Regions from separate parts of the Homo sapiens genome. Here region 1 is linked to region 2. A link is a contact called in ENCODE Hi-C or POLR2A ChIA-PET data. All regions are on one chromosome and are shown on one strand. The core of a region is the stretch at or near the end of the contact, and the rest is flanking DNA. Distances in the headings are between cores, read along the strand shown.

Evidence for each region. Hi-C counts contacts between places; a loop is a spot of excess contacts on that map. ChIA-PET counts read pairs that join two places held with the same protein, here RNA polymerase II (POLR2A). Pooled maps may share reads with other maps.
Region 1: a loop to region 2 is called in a map of CD4-positive, alpha-beta memory T cell, with 12 times the contacts of the local background. The contact joins the promoter of EEA1 here to the promoter of SNRPF-DT in region 2. A Hi-C loop is called at or near these places in 1 of 168 maps with a recorded cell type or tissue (CD4-positive, alpha-beta memory T cell) and 7 of 50 pooled maps. POLR2A ChIA-PET finds 5 or more read pairs at or near these places in 1 of 52 experiments (OCI-LY7).

Annotation. Positions count from the first base shown.
Region 1 is chr12:92,926,663-92,930,961 of GRCh38, forward strand. It overlaps EEA1 (early endosome antigen 1), which reads right to left and starts at 2,633. Exons shown (of 29, transcript NM_003566.4): 1 at 2,381-2,633. The coding sequence starts at 2,404. RefSeq lists an enhancer at 793-922 and a silencer at 2,023-3,102.
Region 2 is chr12:95,857,354-95,861,749 of GRCh38, forward strand. SNRPF-DT (SNRPF divergent transcript) reads right to left here and starts at 1,486. Exons shown (of 3, transcript NR_135014.1): 1 at 1,401-1,486. SNRPF (small nuclear ribonucleoprotein polypeptide F) reads left to right here and starts at 1,599. Exons shown (of 4, transcript NM_003095.5): 1 at 1,599-1,723; 2 at 3,815-3,940. The coding sequence starts at 1,721. RefSeq lists enhancers at 1,308-1,923, 1,322-1,381, 1,432-1,491, 1,612-1,841, 1,872-1,921.

The DNA of each region.
Region 1 (4,299 bases), core at 1,383-3,882, 2.9 Mb before region 2:
TCTCTTACTAATTGCTACAGACCATCTCACTTCCTAAGCTTCATTGTTCACACTCCTCACAGTACTACCTGCGCCTTTTATGACTCCATCTCTTTGCATTTGCTGTTCCCTCTGCCTGACATGCCCTTCCCTCTTCTGAGCTGTGAATATGCCCCCGTCCCTGAAGCTTTTCCTAATTGCCCTCACCTCCCACAGAGTGCCTCCTGGGTCCTCTGTCCTCTTCATTATTCTATTACATAGCACTGTCATTACTTTTAAATGTTCACCTCCCAAACAGCCTGTGAGTTCTAAAGGGAGGACCCACAGCTTAATCAACTGTTTCCTACCCCTTAGCATGAAGCCTGGCATTTACTGAAACTCAATATAAATACACTGAATAAAAGAAAATTAAGTACTTAACTGTGAGAAACACTTCAAACTTTCCTACTAAAGAGTTAATGCATTTAACACAGTGATTCTCAACCAGAGGCAATTTTGCCCCTAGGGGACATTTGGTAAAATCTGGAGCTATTTTTGGTTGTCACAAGGGGGAAGGGATATAGGGGAATGCTACTGGCATCTAGTGGGGGTAGATGCCAGGGATGCTGCTAACATCTTACAAGGCACAGGGCAGCCTCCCACAACGCAGAATTATCCAGTCACAAATGCCAATAGCGCCGACGTTAAGAAACTCAGTTGTCAACTGACTTATTCAGAAGTGATGATTCAATATCACATCTCTGCAATAACCACAATCAATTTCACTTTTGTAGTTTCAACAGAAGCTTCTTTAACAGTTGATAGGTATGCACCAACATTAAAAATGATCTTCATATAATCTCGATGTTTAACTTTAAACCAAGATTACTAGAAAGCATCCCATATTTCTGAAAACCAATCTATAACTACAGCTGAGCTACCCTTAAACCAGTAAACACTTTTATTTGTAAACTTCAAAGCAAACCACAGGCAAACTAATTTTCACTTGCAGAACTATGACAGAAACACAATCTGAAACATGAGGTAATCAGTTCCTCCAGGTCTGATAAAAGAAAAATCTCCTAAAGCCTGAAAGTAAATCATGCACAGATGTCTTTACTGCTGAACTAAGGAAGTGATGGGGAAAGTAAAGGACATGCCCTTGTTACTGCCAAAATCATCGCTTACCGGGATTTCAAAATTCACAAAACACTGCAAAATACAATTAAATGTCAACACAGGTTGTCAGATAAAGAAGTTAACTATTTCTCCCTCTAATAACTGACCAAGTTTCACATGACTTCATTCTTTCAGGAGAAAGCTAGGCAGAAGCAAGAGCACTCCCTTCCTATCTACTGGATGACTCAACTCTCTTCCGCACATTCCTCGGCTGAATCCTACAAATTCACTAATTTCTTTTGTCCTTTGAACTAGTTATCCTACTCCCTCGGTAAAGAACTAATAGGCTCGGCACCTACTTTTCAATCATTTACATTTTGTTACACCCTATCAGCCTCAAAAAGAAAAGAAAAAAGCTATACCAAAAAAAAAAAACAAATTTAAGTTGACAGGTACAATAACTCTTACAGGAAAAGAGATGTGAATTATGTTATTCTAGTAACTGATTCTTAAATGATACACCTACAGTTTTCTAATGCTCTAATCTTTCTATCCTCAAGGTTTTCCAGATTTCAGAGACAGCACAGGCAGAAACTAAGTGTATATACCACTTGATCAAGCTTACTGCGGATTTATTCTTGGATAGCTAAAATAAGGTAGTGGGGCTTGCACAGAAAACATATTTTTAATTAAAAAAAAAGTTTCCAACAGTGAGTAACATCTTCCTTCTCGGCTGACTGTGCCAGTGTCAGTCCCACGCCTGGGCCCAGGCTAGGCCGGGGCTCACCACACCACCCTCCACTGTGGTCCAAAGGAGAAAGCAGGGCCGTGTGTGGCAGGTGCGCATCGTGTCAAATTGGGGGGCACGGGGAGTGCGGCGGGTGGGGAAAGGCGAAGCAAGCCGCCCGAATCTCCCATGGGGCGTTCTCCAGCCCGGCAGGCGGCGGCTGGCCCGTCCCACGGGCACCAACTCTCCATTTTCACTCCCACTCAGGGTTCCCGGGAGGAACGCGCCGGCACCACACCCTCCAGCTCGCAGCCCGCTCGCACACACGGAGCCCCGCGCCGGAGCGGGCGCCAGGCCTGGACGCGCGGGGCCACCAGGGCTCTGCCTGCCGCCCCGCCGCGCCGGCCCCACCCGCCCTCCCCGCCCCCGGGCCGGGCGACCGAGGCCTAAGCGCCTGCCGGGCTGTGGGGCCTAGGGAAGGAAGGAGCCCGCGCTGAGGAGGGGCGCCCGCGCCGCGGCCCCGAGCTCCGGCTGTCCCGCTCACGTGCTGCCAGAAAGACGGTTTCACTCTCTTACCCTCTGTAAAATCCTCCTTAACATGGTTTAACCACCACCCGGCGCCGCCGCGGTGACTCTCCAGACCCTGCGCGGGGCCACTCACTACTCGGGGTGCGCGGGCGGGAGGGACTGGGCCGGGAGGGGACCGGGAAGGAGGTCGGGGCGAGGCGGTGGCGACGGCCGCTCGGGCGGCCCCGACTTCCCCACAGGCGGCGAGAGGGAGCACGCGAGAGAGAGCGAGCGAACGACTAGGCAGCCTGCGAGCGCCTCCAGCCCGCCCGCCGGGCAGCCCCCGTAACTGACAGATGGGCGGGCCCGCCCGCGGCCGCCGGGGGGCGGGGCGGTGGCGGGCCCGCCCCTCGCCTGTCCATTCGCGGGAGGCGGGGCTGAAGGGGGCCGGTCCAGGCCAGCGACCAATCGGAAGCGGTGGCAACGTGGGCGGCTGCGTGACAGACAGGCGGCAGGACGCTGTCGCCGCAGCTTCTTCCGGCTAGCTGGGGGACGCCGAGGCTGCGGAGTGCACGCCTGGGCTCCGTCAGAGGGCCGCGCCCGCGCGACGACCGCGTGCCCGCTAGTGGGAGGCGGGCGAGGACCCCTGGGGGTGTCCCTCCCTGACCCAGGCGGGAGGAGGGGACGCCTTAGGCTGTTTTGTAAAATGTGTCGGTGTGACCCTTCCGGCGATGGCTCCTGACTCGACGTGGTATTGAGCCTGAGCTATATGCTAGTTTCTGCTGGAAACGCTGACTCTGCCTCTTAGCCCCTGGGTTGAAGCCGACTAGAGAATCTCAGACGTGCTTAACCGGTCTGTTGGGCTTCCCTGCCCTTTTCCAGTCCCAGGTTTCCTTTCCCTGCTCCCTTCCTGCTTCTAATTTCAGCCAAAGAGAAAGCAAAGATTTAGAAAAGAAGGGTAGGAAGAAGCTGGAATTTGAATTGGCAAGAGAAGTTTGAGGTTGTCTTTTCTAGATCAAAACAATTTTTAATAGGCTGATGTTCACATGTTGCACTTTCTAAAGCCCGTGCTTGACCTCCTAAGGAATTTTAAGTCCTATTCTGATAATCGATTTATGAAGTAAATTGTCATTAACGCCTCTGTTTTATAGATTAAGAAGAAAATGAGGTCACAGATAAATATCGTGCCAAAACGACGTGGTCTTTGAACTGACCTCCAGGCACGATGTCATTATTTAACTCGAGAAATCACAGCTTCTGCGTCCTACCATTCTGCCAATATTCACAGCCAAGAGGCTCAACTTAACACCCTGGTAGAAAAAGAGAAGCCTTTAATATTGCTTGAATAGGGAAGGAGAGGGAATAATGGAACTAACCTTGCTGGGAGGGAAAAAAAAAAAAAAAGAAAAAACCAACAGACCACTGAATGAAGCCTATGAAGCAATGAATGGAGTGCTTTTTGGAAAGCACTTCCAGATCTTTTGAAAAGCAGCACAAAATTAAATATTATTTGCAAATCAGTTAATGAATAGGAAAATGTTTTGTAAAGTATAATGCATTATATAATGTAATATGATATTTCTATCCCAAATATATTTGGTTTTTTATTATGTGTGTGTGTGTCTCTCGATGGTGCAGCAGCACGGTCATGCCTACAGCTAATATATGAGTAATCACTAGTGATAATGCACTTACAAAGAACATACTTTTCCATCTTTCTAAACATGAGGTGCTTTATTTTCAGACAATATGGGAAACATTCTCAGCGACATGGGGTGATAAAAGTGACTTTTTTTCTCTTTTTTGTTTGTTTTTCAAAAATTAGTTTAGGGTCAGGCACACTGATTTTATGCCTGTAATCCCAGCACTTCGGGAGACGGAAGCAGACAGATTGCTTGAGCTCAGGAGTTTCAGACCAACCTGGACAACATGGCAACAACTCGTCTAAAAAAATATTAGCTGGGTGTGGTGGCATGCGCCTGTGTTCC
Region 2 (4,396 bases), core at 236-2,735:
GAAAGTACCTCTTATTGGTCCCCTCCCGCAACCAATCAGACTGGTTGTGGGCCAATGGGCAACCTCTAGAGGGTATTTAAAGCCCAGAAAATTCTATAACCAATGCTCTTGAGCCGCTTGCACCAGGCGGTGCCCACCCTGTAGAGTGTACTTTCATTTAAAATAAATCTCTGCTTTCGCTGCCCTGCTTTGTTTGTGCGTTTTGTCCAATTCTTTGTTGAAAACGCCAAGAACTCGGACAGCTACCCTCAACTGGTAACAGTTACCTGCTGGGCCTACTTCCTCATCTCTTAAACGGGGCTGTCACCCCGAATCAGACAGTAAGGTAAGATTTCCACGATTGTTGAAAAAGCCTGACACATAGTAGGAACTCAAAGTCTATACAAAGACTTAAAGTTCATAAAACAATAGACAAACGGAGAAATCCACTGAAGTTTAGGGTGAATAAATCTAATAACTGTTTGGTAAAAACTACACTGACAATCATTGTCTGGTCAGTGTTCAACATTTACGTGAAACACTGAGCTTTTACAAGGCCAAGCCCCGTTTTACGTTAAATTCTCGCAACCACCCTGAGGATGGTTCCGTTTTTAAAGCCGCGTTCCTGCCGAGGAAACAATGGCCCTCGGGGTTAAGACACTGCCCAACACCGGCCGCGCCTGATAGACGCAGGTTCCGAATGCAGGCCCCCTCCAAAGTCTTGCCCACTGCTCCACAATGCCTCAACACCCAACATTTCATCCTCAACTCCAAATCCATCTCTTCAGGGCCGCAAAAAAGCGTTACTTCCCAAAGGGCGTGTTCTCCAAGAACTGCATTTAGCATTTCAGATCAGAGTGACCCGAACTCAATAGGATTACGACAAAAACTAGTGAGATTCAGATAACACCGTTACATCGAAAGTTTTAATCCGTGACAGAGGAAATATTGCTTACGCCCTTAGGTAATTTCAAATGCACGTATGAAGGCCGTGCGGGTTTCTGCAGGCGAAGCAAAAGAAAGGTGGGGCCGGCAGGGTCGTGGGGCGGGGGTGGGGCATGACACCGTATCCCAGACGCAACTCGACCTCGTTTGCAAGAAATTCTGTATCCAACTCTCTTCAGTGCGTTTCGCCGCCCCTAGTCTAGTCTGGCTAGCCCCCAATTCCTTTAAAAGGGGTTAAAACGGGTGTTGCAGAAGAGAGAACACTCAGGTAGAAAGGGCCTGCGGCAGAGGCGCCCCCAAATCATGGAACCTGTTGGAAGAGTGAGGAAGGAACTCTGGGACCCCGAACATTCTCACGGGTGTAAAAAGACAAAGTAAATCCCCATTAGCCAAGTTGGGGAGAAGTCACATCCGTTACACAGCCTCTCCCAGACCGCCCTCTAGGAAGGACACCACATTTAAAAACACCGGCCTGCCTCCAGTCCTTGGCTGCCTCACAGCGATGCTCAGAGCCGGTTTCCCAAGGTCCGCGCGCCGCCTGCAAGGCGCAAACCCAAGCCGCTGCTGGTTGCTAGGAGATACTGGGCCAGCCATCTCCTCCAATCAGCACGCACCTCTTTGCGTCCAATCACAGAGGCAGGAAGGGCCGTGGTGGGAGGTGAAAGGTCATAGTCCTGTTTGGCGGCCATTTCTCTTGAAACTGCGGCTCGGGACCTGCGGTACCTGCTGTAGTCACGAGGGACGGGCGGCGGCCTGGTCGGCAGAGAGTAGCCTGCAACATTCGGCCGTGGTTACGATGGTAAGGAGAAAGAGAACGGCGGGAGAAGCGGGGAGAAAGAGAAGGAGGGAGACCAGCCTCGCGGGGCCTGCTGGTTCCTTCGCGCGTTTCCCATTCATCCGCGTGAGGCGCCGCGCACCCTGTCGCCAGCTCCTTTCACTCTGCTTTTAGGTTTCTGAGGCGCGTGCTCCTCCCGATGCCTTTCTTTTCCTAGGAGTGCCCGTGCCTTCTTCTCTTTGTTTGAATCCGGGCCTGGGGTATTCTTAGTTGGGGCTATAGGGTCGGGGTAAAAGTCAAAGAGAATTTGCACTTCCCACTTAACCACACTCCAGAATTCACTTTCATTCCGTGAAAGTAATGATACGGCCATGCTCTAGATTAACTCACTTGGGTGGGGAAGACAGACATTAGTCAAAAAATAACAAGTATGTAATTGCAAATAATAAGTGCTAAGAACAATGCAGACAGGAGGCTGTGAGGGTGCGCGTTAGACATTAGAGGCTTAGTCAGAGATGGCCTCCCTAGGAGGTGGAATTTAACTCGAAGCCTAAGTGTCATGAAATACGACCCTTTAAAGAGCAGGAGGAGGAGTGTACCGAGCACAGGGAATAGGAGCATAAGACCTGCGGCCGGAAAGAAAGCTTGGTCATTTGGAGAAATTGACAGAAAGGTATAGCCACTTGCGCGAATAGTGGTTAAGAGATGGTATCGGAGGAGCAGGCGTTGGGCAGGACCTCTTAGGCTGTATTGGGAGGTTTTGATTGTACTCCAAATCAATTTAAAATGATTCGGTTGGAAGCCATTGGATCATTTTAAGCAGAAATATGACAATCTGATGTGCACTTTAAAAAATCATAGTTACTGTGGTGGATAACAAATTGGAGAATGAAAACTGGAGACCCATTAGGTTATTGGAGTAATCGCCATATCAAGATCACTCCGAATATGCTCATGTTAGAGGGGGTTAGTAGCCAAGTTTCTTAGTTCTCTTCTTTGTTTGACTGGTGAGTGAGCAGAAGAGGGCAAAAACCGAAATCACTGGAGATGTTAATGGTTTGCTGAATAAATAGACATTAAGTAATTGCTGTAAGTAAGAGGCGGTGCTACTGACAAAGTCAGATAGGACCTAGCCCTAGCTTCCCCAGTTAAATACTGTCAAGCGTGATCTGCCCTCTGCTTCCTTCTGTAGTTTTATATTTGGGGCTTTGACTGACAATGCTGAATTGTATGTCCCCAAAACCACCTTGTTGCATCACTCTTCCCTCCTTTTACATAAGTAGCTAGCCTTGCCTGGAACAGCATTTTTTCCCGCTCTGGAAATAAACTCTTATCCTTTAAAACTGAGGTATTACTTATTTCAGGCAACCTTTCCTTTTTCCCCTGGATTGCTTTGGTACCCTTGTGCCTAGTATATCTCCTTTTACTACAGTGCAGCATGCAATATAATTATTTGTATGTGAGGAGTTCCCCTCCCCATCTCCAACTTCTTGACAGGGACTCATTTATTTATTTATTTATAAGAGACAAGGTCTTGCTCTGTTGCCCAGGCTGGAGTGCAGTGGCCTAATCATAGCTCACTGCAGCCTCGAGCTCCTGGGTTCAAGCAGTCCTCCCACCTCATCCTCCCTAGTAGCTGGGACTACAGGTGTGCACCACCACACCTGACTATTTTTGGTAGAGATGGGGGTCTCACTATGTTGCCTGGGCTGGTCTTGAACTCGTGACCTCAAGTGATCCCCCGGCCTTGGCCTTCCAGATTACTGGAATTACAGATACGAGCCACCCTACCTGGCCCGCTTTTTTTTTTTTTTTTTTTTAGTGCCTTTATCTTTGTTTCTTTAGAGCTCAGAACAGTGAGTGATGTAGGTAGTCAGTGTATCTTAAGTGAATAGTCAGTGTTTTGTTTTGATGGGTTAAAGGTGAAATTGGCTAACTGGATATTTAAATTTCCCTGGTACTCTCAACAAATAAAAGTGAAAATTATGTACTAAAATAATAAGGAGTCAAAAGTTTTCTTCATTTGCATACCACAAAATATTGGTGATTCGGTAGAAGAGAGTTGGTGGTGGGAGGAAAAATAATTAATTAGATCCTTTTTTGTTCTTTGTGCAGAGTTTACCCCTCAATCCCAAACCTTTCCTCAATGGACTAACAGGAAAGCCAGTGATGGTGAAACTTAAGTGGGGAATGGAGTACAAGGGCTATCTGGTATCTGTAGATGGCTACATGAACATGCAGGTAAGCTAAAGAGCTGTAAAGGTCATAACATTGCATTTATTTTGCTTCACCTTATTTCTCAAAGGTTTAGTCTGACTAATAAGAATACATACAATTAAATTGACAAATATACGGCAAAATTCAAAAATAAAGTCAAAGCCAGGAGGGATACTGTGATATACTAGGTACAAGACATGGACTTAAACCAGAATTCAGCTACAGATTTTATTCCTAGTAGTTAAAGTAGGAAGAGCTCAGACACTTGATTCATAATAATACCATAAGGGAAACACACTACTTTGCTGGAGAAAACAAAACATTTCTCATCATTTAGCCCTGAAAGAAAGTTTTCAAGTGAAATTATTGAGTCTTTTAATGAATGCTAAAGGCACAACACCAAAGCTATTGAGGAAATTCATTCCTTCAGGGGAAAGACAGATCTGCCAAAGGAATTGAACTGACTGTATGTCTGTCAAA